2 separate regions of the Mus musculus genome follow, and region 1 is linked to region 2. Evidence: chromatin contacts called from ENCODE Hi-C data. All regions are on one chromosome and are shown on one strand. The core of a region is the stretch at or near the end of the contact, and the rest is flanking DNA. Distances in the headings are between cores, read along the strand shown. Region 1 holds the start of Vrk1 (vaccinia related kinase 1). Region 2 has its middle 45 kb from the start of Vrk1.

What was found. A loop is a pair of places that touch in the nucleus more often than their neighbours do.
Region 1: a loop to region 2 is called in a map of left cerebral cortex, with 4 times the contacts of the local background. The contact joins the promoter of Vrk1 here to the enhancer-like site in region 2. A Hi-C loop is called at or near these places in 2 of 37 maps with a recorded cell type or tissue (heart and left cerebral cortex).

The regions. Positions count from the first base shown.
Region 1 is chr12:106,006,428-106,013,108 of GRCm38, reverse strand. It overlaps Vrk1 (vaccinia related kinase 1), which reads right to left and starts at 2,846. Exons shown (of 14, transcript NM_001029843.2): 1 at 2,751-2,846.
Region 2 is chr12:105,961,078-105,968,862 of GRCm38, reverse strand. No RefSeq gene overlaps it. Among named protein-coding and RNA genes, the nearest start is that of Vrk1, 45 kb to the left of the region's middle. Within about 2 kb of position 6,047, at least 2 of the 3 ENCODE cell types and tissues checked have a DNase peak (open chromatin) inside an H3K27ac peak, as active enhancers do; they include heart and left cerebral cortex, where a contact is called at or near this core.

The DNA of each region.
Region 1 (6,681 bases), core at 1,597-4,096, 47 kb before region 2:
AACAGTAAATGACACTGGCTGACCTTATGGCTTTACAGTGACAACTGCAAATACAATCAAAGAAATATGGGCAGAAAGTTTCGCCACTGAGCTAATGGCTTGGCTGCTGAACCCTTCTAAATCCTCTCATATCCTTACTTCTTCAACCCAAACAGTAAGACAGAAAGAATAGATTTTGCACTTAGCAGTTACCATGTGGCTCTCACTATCAGTCTGTGCCCTCCCATTTTAAAAAGAACCTGGACAACAGAGCAGTGGTGGTATACACCTTAATCCCAGCACTTGGGAGGCAGAGGCAGGAGGATCTCTTATGAGTTCCAGGCCAGCCTGGTCTACAGAGCAAGAACTAGGACAGGTAGGGCTAATGATGAAACCCTGTCTCAAAAAACCAAACCAGGGCTGGAGAGATGATGGCTCAGAGGTTAAGAGCACTGACTGCTCTTCCAGAGGTCCTGAGATTAAATCCCAGCAACCACATGGTGGCTCACAACCATCTGCAACAGGACCCAATGCCCTCTTCTGGTGTGTGTCTGAGGACAGCTGCAGTGTACTCATAAACAAAAATAAATAAATCTTAAAAAACAAAACCAACAAAAACCCTTGACAAGCATGCAAAATGTCCTATGCAAACACACACACACACACACACACACACACACACAGGTACTCCAAGGTCATCCTGTAACCAATCCATTGAGGACCCATCCAGATCATCTTCCCCCACAGCCTCATCTCACTCAGACAGGTCACAGCACTTTGATTCCCAGCAGGCCCACTGCGGGAAGACTAAAGACAGGAGCCTTTGCTCATTTGCATAAACCCTGGAGTCACACATCTGCATTTGATTGCAAGGTAAGTCCCACTTCCAAATATGTTTGGTTTTTAAATAAAAAATAACTTAAGATTTTATTTTTCGAATCAAGCCCTATTCATAGCATGTCTATTACAGGGGCCTTTAAGGGGGAAAAAAAGTCAAAATTTATATCTTTAGCGGGGCGTGGTGGCACACGCCTTTAATCCCAGCACTCGGAGGCAGAGGCAGGCGGATTTCTGAGTTCGAGGTCAGCCTGGTCTACAAAGTGAGTTCCAGGACAGCCAGAGCTATACAGAGAAACCCTGTCTGGGGGGGGGGAAATTATATCTTTGTCTTAGACATCTGGGGCATTCACTCATTATTATTTTACGTTAGTTCTCAAAATTAAGAGGAAAAAGCTGGCCTATTTCCTGTAAGAAATTTAATTTTAGGGTCTGTCAACACTTTAAATGCACTGCTGTTATTTTTAAATATATGCATGCATACTTGAATAAGACTCAGCCTAAGCTTTCCATATAACCATTCCCTGGGCACTCAAACTTATTATTAGATGCCAGGCTCCCTGCTTAAACACATCAACTCCACCATCTCATTTGTTTAACAAATAAACACTCATCATCTCTGCTACGCCAGGCATAAGCAGCAGCCATTACAGTTATCAAAGTGATATCTGTACTGGATACTAGTGCTGTACGGAATCCCTAACGCCTAACACACTTGTTATCCACCTCAATCCATGCTCCTGTTAGCTCGGTCTCCATCAGCAAGGCAGCGCTGCAGTGTCTGCCATCTGTGGTAGCACAACGGGGAAAGCCATTTTTAGTGATGTCCACTTACATTCCTTTTTCCAGGTAGATGAACATTATCTTAATTGCCCAGATGCTTAATTCCAGTCAGAACTGTAAATTAAATTTCCCCAAACAGTATAATCGACATGTCACAAAAAAAGTGACATGCCTTTCCCCTGAACTCTTAAGCCGGGGTGGGGGTGGCGCAAGTCTAGTCCCAGCACTCAGTAGGCAGAGGCAGGAGGATCTCTTGTTGAGTTCAAGGCCAGCCTGGTCTACAGAGCAAGTTCCAGAACAGCCAAGGCTACACAGAAAAAAAAAAAAAAAAGAAAGAAAGAAAGAGAAAAGGAAGGAAGGAGGAAGGAAGGAAGGAAGCAAGCAAGCAAGCTGTCTTGAAAATCCAAAATAATAATGATGATAAAATGCTGATCTACATCTTTTTTCACTGTTTTGAATTCCAGACTCAATAGATGGTCAATTCTAGTTTCGTTTTGTTTTTTTGTTTCTTTTTTTAAAAAAGGAAAGCAACGAAGCTCTTCAACGACCCGCTAAGTTTAACCACCACCTTCCCAAAGGCAAAATCGCGTTTCCAAATTGCTCCAAAAGCGATGAGGGACGGAAAGGAAGAACACACGCAGACGTAAAGAATGGTTAACGTCAACGACAAAAGAATAAACGGGTAACCCGACCAGGACTGGCGTGTGTCCCCATCTCTCAAGGACTCTGGCGCAGTTCTACATCTAAGGCGACCTAGCCTGGAAACGGTCGGAAACAAACTTTGGCGCTGGGCTGCAGACCTGTTTGCTGCCTCTGAAGACACTGCACCGGGAGCCCGGTCACCGGCGGTGGAGACCTGAGGAGCAAGCTTGGAAGGAAACGAGAAGCTGCCGGCCGCGGCTGTGCCCCGAGGCCTCACCTCACCAGTGCTAAGGAAGTGGCAGGCTCGGCCGGTCCAGGTCCCCGTCCCCGTCCCCGTCCCCGCCACCCTGGTCCCGGCTAGGCTTCGGGCGGCCTTCTAGAACCGGGCTTCCGGCAGCTCCGCGATCGGGCAGAGAAGCGAGGATTCCCGGGCAGGCCGGACCCAGCCGCGGCGCCGCCCTGAAGCAACACCGGACCTATAGTCCCGCCACCACCCCACGGCTCCCTACCCAGAGCGGCCAACTCGCGGTCCACAGCGTAGTACGAACTTCCCGCCGCTTCCCTAGACTCGCGACCTACCCACGGCGCCGTCCCCTCCACACCCCGTAGTACAGAGCCTTCCCGTTGGCTGCGAACGGCGGGGGAGGCGGGGAAAGAGGAAGACCGCGCTTCCCTGTCACCTCTCCGGACATGCCGGGAATTGTGGTCCTTACGCTTGCTCCATGCTGGGAATTGTAGTCTTTGAACCTCCAAGAGGCGAGATGGGGGCGTGTTCCTCTGAGCACAAGGGCTTCTGGGAAGTGTGGTTTGCAGCCCGCTTGCTGTTTTACATGTTACTGTGGCTCTCAAAGCCTTAAGAACCGAAATAAATATAACCAGTACTCACTGTTGCTTGATTTATTAAACGGTTAGACAAAGAGACTCATTTCAAATATCCGAAGCGCGTCTCGGTGTTTACTTAACCCACCGCAGTATTTGAGCTACTTTTGTCAAACATCAGTTTTCTTTGTTTCACCATCTCCTTCCTAGAGGTTGGAAGAATGAGCTTCAAGCTGCACTTTGGATCTGCAGCTTCTGAAGCCCTAGAAAAGGCCTTGGGTTCGGTGCTGTTCTTGTTATTGCTATTGTTTTACCAATTTGATTTTTTTTTTTTAATTTTTGGTTTACTAACAACAGCTGAGTTAAAAATGTGAGCCAACACTCCTAGCCTGTGTTGTTTCTTTTCTTTCTTTTTTTTTTTTTTTTTTGGAGGGGGGGCAGTTTCGAGACAGGGTTTCTCTGTGTAGCCCTGGCTGTTCTGGAACTCACTTTGTAGACCAGACTAGCCTTGAACTCAGAAATGCGCCTGCCTCTGCCTCCAAAGTTCAGGGATTAAAGGCGTGCGCCACCACACTCGGCTTGCCTGTGTTGTTTCTTAAGGTGGATCTTAAAACACTGTATGAGCTTTAGTCCCTACGAAATCTGAGTTGTTGCCCAGTGTGCAGTTCAGCATTGATCTTCATATCTTGAATTCACCGTCCCAGGTACCCACACCTGCTCCAATTTCTTTCCTATTTTGCCGTCTGCCCCATAGAGCAGATCCACAAAACAGCTGTACTGCATGCCCACTGCTCCCAGACTTCTGCTGAGTTTGATCCATGATGGAGCCTGAGAATGGAAGAAAAAAAGGAAAGTCACCTAACGACGATCACACACACATACACGAACAGCTAAGTCCCTTAGCTAAGGGTCACTTCAGCTGGGCTTTCCACAAGTCTGCAATGAGAACATGCCATGATGATTGTGTTGTTAGGACTAGAGCTAGTAACACACTGGCTGCCCCCGAGTCACAGGTTACTGTTTCATCCTGTGTGGCTCAGACCCCACACCTCTCTAAACAGCCTCCTGGAACATAAACCCTCCTCAACAAATCCTCTCACGGCATCTGCTTTCTGTACACACGCCGATGGAAACGCAGGCACAAGGTGAGCTCTCGATGACTATTTGTCAGCAGAGAAGCCTCAAGATTCACACATCTCGTGAGTGTGAAGTCCCACACACAGCAAGACTCTGTGGTCAGAATGCTTTGAGTGAAAGCCATTCTGCACCCACAAACAAGTACACACATTACTTGTTACATTGTGACCACATTCCCCCAGTGCGGAAGAAAGGTCCCCGCTCCCACACTGGCTCGACAATTGGCTGACCTTCAAGCACAGTTAAGTCAGCAACACAGCCTGGTCTGTTCCAAGGTGGGAATAGAATGTATTCCAGAACCCACGGCTCCGGCATTATCAGTTGGATGGCTCTCAGTCAAGTGCTACTCTGCTGAGGCTATGTTCCAAGGCTGTTGCCAACACCACCGACACCACCCACACGTGCGGAGAAGCCCTAGCAGCGCAGAGAGTGGCAGGAGAGCAGTCCAAGCTGCCGTCATGGTGACAGCATGTCTGAAATATCACCGGTTACGATGCAACTCCTGGGACATAGGAGACCTTCGGCGCCGTCTAGGAGTTGATAGGTTGTGCTGGGACAGGAATAGACAGGTCAGTTGATCAGTCCTGCTGAACTTTTGAAATTAGGAACTGAGCTCTGGGTGGAAAGGCTTTCTGTATAATACACCTCTCTGGCCAGGCTTGGTGGCCCTTGCCTTTAATCCCAGCATTGTTGAGACAGAGACAGATAGATCTCTGGTCTACGTAGTGAGTTCTAGGACAGCCAGAGCCACATAGAGCCTGTCTCAAAAAAAATTAAAACAAAACAAAAAACTAACCTCTATAGTCCTAACAAATATTTTTGAATATTTACTGTGAACCAGGAGTTAGAGTGTTCACCTAAGATTCCCATTTAATTAATATTTAAGAAAGCTCTACTGGCAGACGGGAATTATGTTTTTCCATACATTTTGACTTAGGGGATTCATGCTCCCTGAGTCTGCTTTCAGATGATACTCAGAGGATACTTTATGCACAGCCTCAAAACATAGAGGCAAGCCCTTTCAGCTCGGTGACAGAGGTGTGGACAGAGCAGGGTCATAGGTCATGAGATTCCTAGTTCAGGGGCCACCGGGGACCAAGCAGCTGACTCACGTTAAGGCTAGGAAGTGTCAACCACAAGTTTTCAGCAAGGAAGACTAACTACAATTTGGTGTGTAGAATCTGCATTGGCTTGCCACATAGCCAGGACCCAGGCTGCCCTTTTTCAGTTCTGAGAGCCCCTATAGTCCTGCCTGTTGGCATTTCATCTAGGCTCTGCCCCACAGTTACCTGGCAGCAGCCAGGTGTGCCAACTCACTATAAAAGGGGCTGCTTGCCCCTTCCTCACTCTGTTTTCTTCTCTTGCTCTTGCTCCCTTACCCTCTTCCCCTTCTCTCCTCATTCCCCTCTCCCTTCTCTCCACGTGCTCATGGATATCCTATATCCTCCACCAAACATATCCCTGGCTTCTTTTTATAAAACACTGGCAACCCTACACAGAGATGTGAAGAAGTCAACAGTGAGAGTCACTTTAGGGGGAAGAGTGAAGGTTGGCACCATCTTCGCTCATGGTGGACACCCCGTCTGGGAAATCCAAGCAACCAACCTAGTCATTAGGGAGCCAGGCTTCCCTGGCAGGCTGCCACCAGGTGCGCCCTCCACCCACCCACGAGTCAGTTCTTGAGACCTTGCCCTTGTTCTCAGCTGTGGGGTGGGAATAGTCATCCTACGCTAGCTAGCAATTTGCCTCTCCCAGACCAAGGGGAGAAAATGAGCTAAAGCATAAGAAGAGCTTTGATCTATGTCGACCGAAGCCACTAGGCATCCTTATTAATTACAGTAACGAAAGAAAACACTATCCCTGGTAGGAGGGAAATGAGAGGGGAGCAAGGAGCAGAATATGTAGGAGTATGTAGCCCTGGTTTGGACCCACCCAGCCCCTTGACTTTTGAACGTCTATTTGTCAGGCATAGTGCCCCAATACATTTAAGACCTGATGGGAGACCGGGCATGGTGGCGCACACCTTTAATCCCAGCACTCGGGAGGCAGAGGCAGGTGGATTTCTGAGTTCGAGGCCAGCCTGGTCTACAAAGTGAGGTCCAGGACAGCCAGGGCTATACAGAGAAACCCTGTCTCGAAAAACCAAAAAAAAAAAAAAAAAGAAGATCTGATGGGAAAGCTAGTACATGCACAAATTCCAATAAATAGATTTTATGAAAAATCTATTACTTTCAGAGAAAATGATTTCATATACTCTTGCAAGGCAGATATAGGACCCCCGTGTCTAGATAAATAGACCAAGCTTCAAAGCCACCACATATTAGTCTCAATTGTCTACTCTATAAGATCTAGAATGGCCTGGGCGAGGGGCCTTGGGGCGTGGCTGTAAGGGACTGCCTTGGTTATCTTAACTGGTGTGGGAAGACCCACCCACTGTGGGCGGCACCATTCCCTGGCTGGGATCCTGGACTGTGTGTGGAAAGG
Region 2 (7,785 bases), core at 4,798-7,297:
GACTGTCCTCCACCAGATCTGAATTTGTCTTGATTGCTTAGAGGACCCCTCCCATCCTGCAGACTGCAGAAGCAGCCTTTTTACCCACTGCTCATCTTCACACCTTGGTACGTGATGAGTGCTTGTAATGCAGAGGAGAAATGTCCCCTACAGACTCACGTATTTGAACATGTGGTCCCCTGTTGGTGGCACCAATGTTAGAGCCTGTTTTTTTTGGTTTTTGTTGTTGTTGTTGTGTTTTTTAATTTAATTTTTATTTTTTACTTTTTTGGTCTTTAACCCACCCTGAGCCACAGACTATGCTGGCAGCTATAGAGAGCCAGAAAAGATTCGGCTCACTTCTGCTGGGGGCAAAGTTCCCAGAGGGGATGGCCTTCGAGGGTGACTTTAAAAGGCAGCCAGGTGGTGGTAGTACATGCCTTTAATCCCAGCCCTCTCGAAGCAGAGACAAGTTCTGGGCCAGTCTTGTCTTTAAAGGGGGTTCCCGGACACACAGGGCTACAAAGGGAAACTCCGTCAAAAACAAAAAACAAAGCAAAATAAACCAAACAACAACAACAAACCGAGGGCCATTACTCATTACTGTCGCATTGTGCACAAGAAGAAACCCAAAGGAGGAAGTTTTACAGTGGCTGCATTTTGAGGGGACACTGTGGATCTCGGTGGGGACAACAAGGCAGCAAGTGCCTCTGCGATCAGGAAGCCGAGGATCGCTGTTGACGTTGTCAAGCTGGGACCCCAGCCCAATGAACAGGGCTGCCACGCTCAGGGCAGACGATCCACTTAATCTGGAAAATCGCTTACAGACATCAGGAAGTCTGGTTTAGAGGGGCTCGGGTAGCCGCTTCATCAGGAGACACCACAGTGTCCGTGCAAAGGAAAGGGAGGGGCGAGTGGCAAAGGGGATGTTCCGGAAGTTGTGAGGTGTCCATTGACCTGGCAGACCACTCAGCGGAGAGCCTCACGGCAGGGTGCTTTGTAGCCGCACCTGAGATCCTCCAAAGTGTCTGGCGGGGGCCCTGGCTTAGGGCGCTGAATAGACAGGAGGACTTCAATTTGAGGGAATTTGATAGCCCGTGCCAACGGTCTCAAACTCGAGTTCTTTGGGCAATACTCACAAACATCTAGAATTAACTCCCAACAGTCGGATTTCTTTGATGTCATGGTTCTAAGTATAGAAATAACCTTTTGATTTTAAATAGAAATCAGAGAGTCGAAGACAAGAAATGAAAGTCTTCCAAGATATCCAGGCCCAACTGTGGGGTTCAGGCAGGGCACAGAGCACCGCGGGGGGCCTGTCTGACAAACCTCCAAGGGAATCCAGAGTTGTACACAGCGAGGTCTGAACACCGGCCCCACCGCACACAGGCACAGCCTGGGCCCAGAAGATGATTAGCTACAAACGAAGAACACCTCAGGGGACCCTCCCACAGACAGTCTGTCACCCAGTGATTTTGCCATTCCGTTTCAAAGTTTAATTAGAGAGTCGCTTTCCAACGCTTAGATGCAATTAACCCCCCTGGAGCAGTCCTGGTGACACCCGTAGCTGACACAGGCCGCAGATGCCCACTGTGGTTCTCAGAATCACAGATTGGAAGAAATTCTCAAGCAGAGGAAGAAACGACAAAGATTTGTGGTTTTCAGGAGAAAACTTACTTCCTCAAAGTCAGATGGAAAAACCCCTCCCATCCGAGAGGCTGGCTTCACCGCCCGCCCCCCCCCCCACCCCCCAAGGCCTCCTTCCTGACAGACAGCCCTTACTTTCTTATGGAGGAAGATTCAAGACATCTAAGCCGAGCCCCGAGGCTGGTACTCAGTGAGGCATGAGTGTGCACCCTCCTTGCTTGGTGAGTTAGCTACTGCTCCTGTCTGTTACACGTTAGTCAGAGAGCACTGGCTCTTGGTTCTCTTTTACCCAGGTGACGCCCACATACAAAATGGCCAAAGGCCAAAAAGAATTCAGTGTTGCAGATTTTCAGAGCATTTTATTTGTGGGAATGACTTTCTAAAGCCACACGGTGTCTTATTTGCACTTACAGTATCTCCTGAAGGTGAACAGGAAGGAGAGTGTCTGTGGAACTAACATACAAGGACACTGAGTCCAGGGGGGAATGTGTCTCATGTCACACATCTCATTAGAATAAGAAGAGGAGTCAAACTCAGGAGTCTAGACTTAGGTCTCCAGCCCCACAAACTTTCCACTAAGCTTTTGTGTTTCCTATACATATTCTACTGGAGCACCCACTGTGTGCTGTGTCTATTTAAATATATTCTTATTTTTAATCCACCTTACTCTTTTCAAAATATTTTATTTTTATCTTATATGCCCGGTACTCAAGAAGGCATCAGATCCCCTGGAACTGGATTTACAGAATGTTGTGAGACACTCTGTGGGTACTGGGAATTGAACCCAGGTCCTCTGCAAAAGCAGCCTGTGTTCTTAACTACTGAGCCATCTCTCCAGCCCCAGTTTACACGCACTCTTAAGGAGTACCCACTGTGTGTTGTGCTTATGTCTATATGGTCTTAGGAAGCACCTACTGTGTGCTGTGTTGACTCATATACATACTTACGGAATGCCCACTGTGCGGTGGGTCCTGTAGATTCAGTCCTCATTGGGGACAGAGAAACCATCAGCCCCGTAGGGATGCTAAGCTTAATGGAGAAGACAGATACAAACGCAGACATCAGATAGAAACCCCAGAAACTGCAGGATTCCAAGAGGGGCAGAGAAGCTGGCTGTGGGTACCCAGCAGAGCCAGAGTCAGGGTGACACAAGAGGTTCTCAGAGAGCAAATTTTAAGGAATGCCCATTAGTACTGTCCTCAGAGAGTCTTGGCTCTGTTACTGGTAAGGTTTTAGCACCTGCTTGTCTGAGGAGAAGAAACTTTGCAGCTCTGTCGCTTGTCCATTCTCCTGGTATAAAGACTTCCACAAGGGCTCTCAGCCCTCAGACCCAGGTCCCTGAAGAGATGCTCACCTGGGCTCCCACACATTGGCAGAGCTGCTATTAAACCAGGCATGCCACAGCAGTGACGTTCGCACTGCAGAGGTAGTGACAGAGGAACATAAAGGAGAGATGTGAATGACCATGTCACAGGCAGAGCTGAGGACAGGTTCTTAGTGAACTGGGCCATCGGACATTGCAGTTATAACTCATGCTGATACATCAAGCGCAATGAATTAAAAGGCAGCTTCGATTGCTCAGTGGCCCTGGACACATTTTCAGAGGGTGGCTGTCATACCAGGTCCAATGTCTTGCTTGACAGAAGGGAATGGAGGACAGGAAGACAGTATCAGAAGGTCTGACATAGGAGGTGAAAGGTCATGGGAATTGAACTCCCCCAGTTTCTAGTTTCATCAGGAAGGGTCTGTGGAATTTACAGCCCTGGTCCCCAGTGAGTGCTCAATGCATGTGCCCAGCATTTTGGGTCATATTCTAGGGTGTACCTATCCACACACAACCCTATTTGTGACAAGATAAGATAGCTGTGACAACTATTGGAATAAGTGTTTAGGTGCCTAGAGACAGGGGGTCTAGTTCCAACTGAGACCCCAGGCCAGAAGGGGTGTTTCATCAACATGAAAGAACTGATCAGCTCCAGGCTAGCAAAGTGGGCGGAGCCAGAAAAAATGCTTGCTGCTAGGCCTGACTGTAGCCGGACTTTGCCTATTTTGTGAGGTCTTCTTTCTTCCACCGTTCTCCACCCCTTTCCTTCCACCCTTTCAACCCCCTAACACTACATAGTAGAGAAAAACGGGTAGAGGGAAAAGGGGTGACATCATTAGATCACTTCCTGCTGACTAGGAGTGAGGAGTTTCTTGGGACAAGTATATCATCTTTTCCAACAGGATATCTAATTTCTTCTTTCTTCTTCGGGCACCGTACTTAACAAAGGGTGACCAACAATGACCTATAGCGACCAAGACCAACTAACATCCCACCACACCTCTCAGGACCCTGGCATTTATATACCCTCTGCAAAGTCCCCAGCATTCCAAACATCACACAATCACAGAAACTATCTGCAGCTGGCACAATCACTCCTCTGCTAGAGCACGAGGCAAATCACAGCCAGCTGCTGTGGACAGTCTGAAGCAGCCCCATATCCCACTCCTGGGATTAAAACAAAAACATATTGTTACAATAGTTCTGTGTTTTGTTTTGTTTTGTTTTTAAAGAATCCAAAATGCCAACTTTGACACTACACCTGATGTCCTGAGTTCAACTCCTGGGGCCCATATGATGGAAGGAGAGGACTCCTTCAAGTTGCCCTCTTCCTTCTCCTCTCCCTCTCTCTCACAATAATACACACACACACACACCTCACCCATTAACTAACTAACTAACTAACTAACTAACTAACTAAATGTAAACATTAGATAAACAAACCAGCAGAACCTGTGGTTCTGCCCATGGAGCCCAGCAGTGCCCGGCTCATGGGAAGCAGGCAAAGTTTCCCCAAACCCACGCTCTGTCTCCAACCCCCGCATCCTCATCTCGGTCACTTTCCAGTACTTCACAGCTCCTGTACATGCAGACACTGGGCCTCACTGTCCTTTTTCTCAGGGGCTTGCTGTTTGCAAAGGAAATCGAGAGGCCTATGTTTTTATTCCATCCTTAAATGCAAGCTCCCTCCAGAAAACCAGGAGGCAGAAGAGAAGTTGAAAAAGGAAGGAAAGAAACCATGTTTGGTACCAGCTGCCTGGACGGGCGCGTCCAGATGTTTTCTGTGTGCGTCTGCATCTGCGTCCAGCCTCACCAGGACAGTCAGCGTGTCTGCCCGGGGTCCTGCGTTCAGGCTGACCACTCCATGGCCTATTCCCAAGATTTCTTCATGCCCCCTGTAGTTTGATTCTTTTTTTAAAATTACATTTATTTATTAATGTATTATGTAGGGCAGGGTATGTAGGCCCCGTGGCATCCTGTGGAGATCAGAGAACAACTTGCTGGAGTTGGTTTTCTTCTTCAGCTGATGAGCTATCTCACAGGCCTGTGATTAACATTTTTGGGTCCAAAATATTTTTTTAACCTTTCATATTATTTCTTTGGGCTGGATTCCAAGAAGTGGCATTACTGATAATGTGCAAAAGGTTCTTCGTATGGATTGCCAAATTATACTCCAGAAGGGCAGCGCTGTCTCGCCTCCACCCCTCCTCCCATCTCTGTCTCTGGTCTTCTCCCCCAACCCCACCCTGCCCCGTCCCCTTGGCAGGTGTGCCCACGGCTTGTTTGATCTTCCTCAAATCCCTACAACCTTTGTGAAGTCTGGAAACCAAGCTGACACACTTCACACTGAAGTAAGAAAGACGTAGGAGCCTACAGAGGGCTCCCCAGCACTGCCGGCTGTGGGGTCCTCTAGCCCGTGTCTTCTCCATTCTAACACGGTTTAGTAGTGACAGGTGAGAGAGAAGCAAACCGAAAGGATGAAATACAAAGGAAAAGTACACGCCAAAGAAGAAAGACGGTAGAAAACACGTGCTCTGTGGCGGGAGGCCGAGGAGGGACCTAGAAGGTGGCGAGAAGAGAACAGCAACAGGAGCGCTCAGAAAAGGAAGTCCGCTATCCCGGACACCCAAGATGGCCCAACTGGAGACAAAGTGAAACCAGCCCGGAGTTGAAGGCGCGGGCAGAAGAGGGGTGCGTAAAACAGGGACCGCCTGGCATTGCGACCTCTCCATGACCAGGAGAGACACAGTCTACGAGCTGGCGTGAAAGCGGGCAGCGGCTCGCTTGGAGTGTAGTTCTTGGACTGAGGGGGCAACACGAGAAAGGAGCCTTAAGCATGGAAAGAGCCGCCCAAAGCAGGCAATTAGCATCTCCCACCGTGGGGTCGCAGGAGCATCGTGCAAAATTACGTATCCAACTCCAGGAGTCCCTAGCGCCCGGCATACTCCGTGCACCCCGCACATCGAGTGCACTCAGCAACGGAGTGCACGCCACATCATCTCGCACACCAAGGGATTGCAGGCAGCTCAGCTGCGCAGCAGCCCATGACGATCCCAGATACTAACGCTAGAGGGAGCGCAAGGGTTGTCGTGCCTTGGGGTCCTGGACCATCCGGGCAGCCTGTAGGGTGCTGGGCTGCTCAGGGGTGCAGGGGTGTGGATGAGGCCCCGAGTGGCTGATGGGGGGGGGGCGTGCAGAGAGTTGTCGAGTGCCTTACTTGATGTTACACACAAGCCGTGTGAAACAGAAACTGGGCAAAGGAGGCAGGGCATACTGGTGCCCCCCCCCAACCTCCAACTCTGCTCCCCGGAACTTTTTAAGGGGGGGAAATAATCCGATCCCATCTGCACTTACCTCGTCACCTAACATGGGGGAGGGGAGGGGTAAGGGCGCGCGCACACACACACACACACACACACACACTCCACTTTCGAGGGGCGGGGGTGGTGGGCAGGCAAACTTTAAAAGGCTTTTAAGCAAAAAAAAAAAAAAAAAAAAAAAAGGAAAACGAGGTTGCACGAGGCTGAGGTACTTGAAATGATTTTTGTGTTGCAAATTGCTATGCTTTTACTGAGGGCTGATGAAAATAAATGAAGCGCCTCTCCCTCTTTTTGCTAATAAATGAAATGAAAAAAAAAAGCACCATTATTATGCCACCTGCTTCTAATTCCTAATTGTGGTAACTTAATTTTCGGATTGTTGTAACGGCTTGCTACCGCAGGCGCCCGAGCAAAAAGAAAAAAAAAAAGTATGGAAGGCCGGTTGGGTCTCTTTTGGCAGATGAGGTAGACTACGTGCAGGTTGGGTTTTTTATTTGCTTCTCGCATTGAGATTTACATATTGTATATTGGGAGGAGATCATCCAGCACTTTCTTCAGCAGCCCGAGGGGTGCTCGGGAGGAGGGAAGAGTCTGAGGTACTCCCTCAGCAGTGGCCGTGACAAAGTCCACGTTCCCCCCACCCCCACCCCGCCCCCCGCACTGAGATTGAATGTTGTTTTCTCTAAAAGAAGGAGGAAGTGTTTCTATAAACTGGTCCCTGGCTGCCTTCTACGAACCTTAAAGCCCTTAGAGACGCGGACTGGACTTGGTGGTGGGTTCCTCTGAATGGCGACCCTATTACCAGCTGAGCTGAGATACCCCTTTGGTTCCTTGCTCCCTGCTTGCTCCCTATACCCTGAAACACCTTAGGCAGAGTCCTGATATAAAAATTCTCCTGTCAAACGGACGTGAGCAGATCCACAACACAATAACTTCACCCAAGTCAAGGGTCCTGTTTTTACCATTGTAACCTAATTCCAAGTTCAAACTAAGAATTTTTTTTTTAAGTTCTGGGGTTATCAGGCATATTGGAAATCATCTGAAGGGTACATGTTTTCGATACTGTGATAAAAGGGTAGATTACTTCTTTAATCTACACATACACACACACACACACACACACACACACACACACACACACACTGGTTTATAAGCTAAGTCCATATCTAAGAAGAATAACAGTTGAAGCCAGAAAAACCTGCCAGAAAGAGAGCAAACACCTTCTCTGGCGAAATCAATTTAAACTCTGACTGTCATGGCCTCCTGGCTCCTGAGAATCTCACACTGGGGACCATTGTCCTTTATGCCTGTGATAGAAATAGGCTGTACAATGTGGGTTGAATTGCATTAGAGTCATTTCAGAAGAGAGAGATGTTTATTGTCTATAGAAAACAGCCAGACTTGCCACCCGGCTGAAACTATCCTGTGAGTGCTGCAGTGACTCTGTTGATGATAAAACCCAACTCTAAGGGAAGAGACCAGGAGCCAGCGTGGACCAGAAGACAGGCAGTGCAG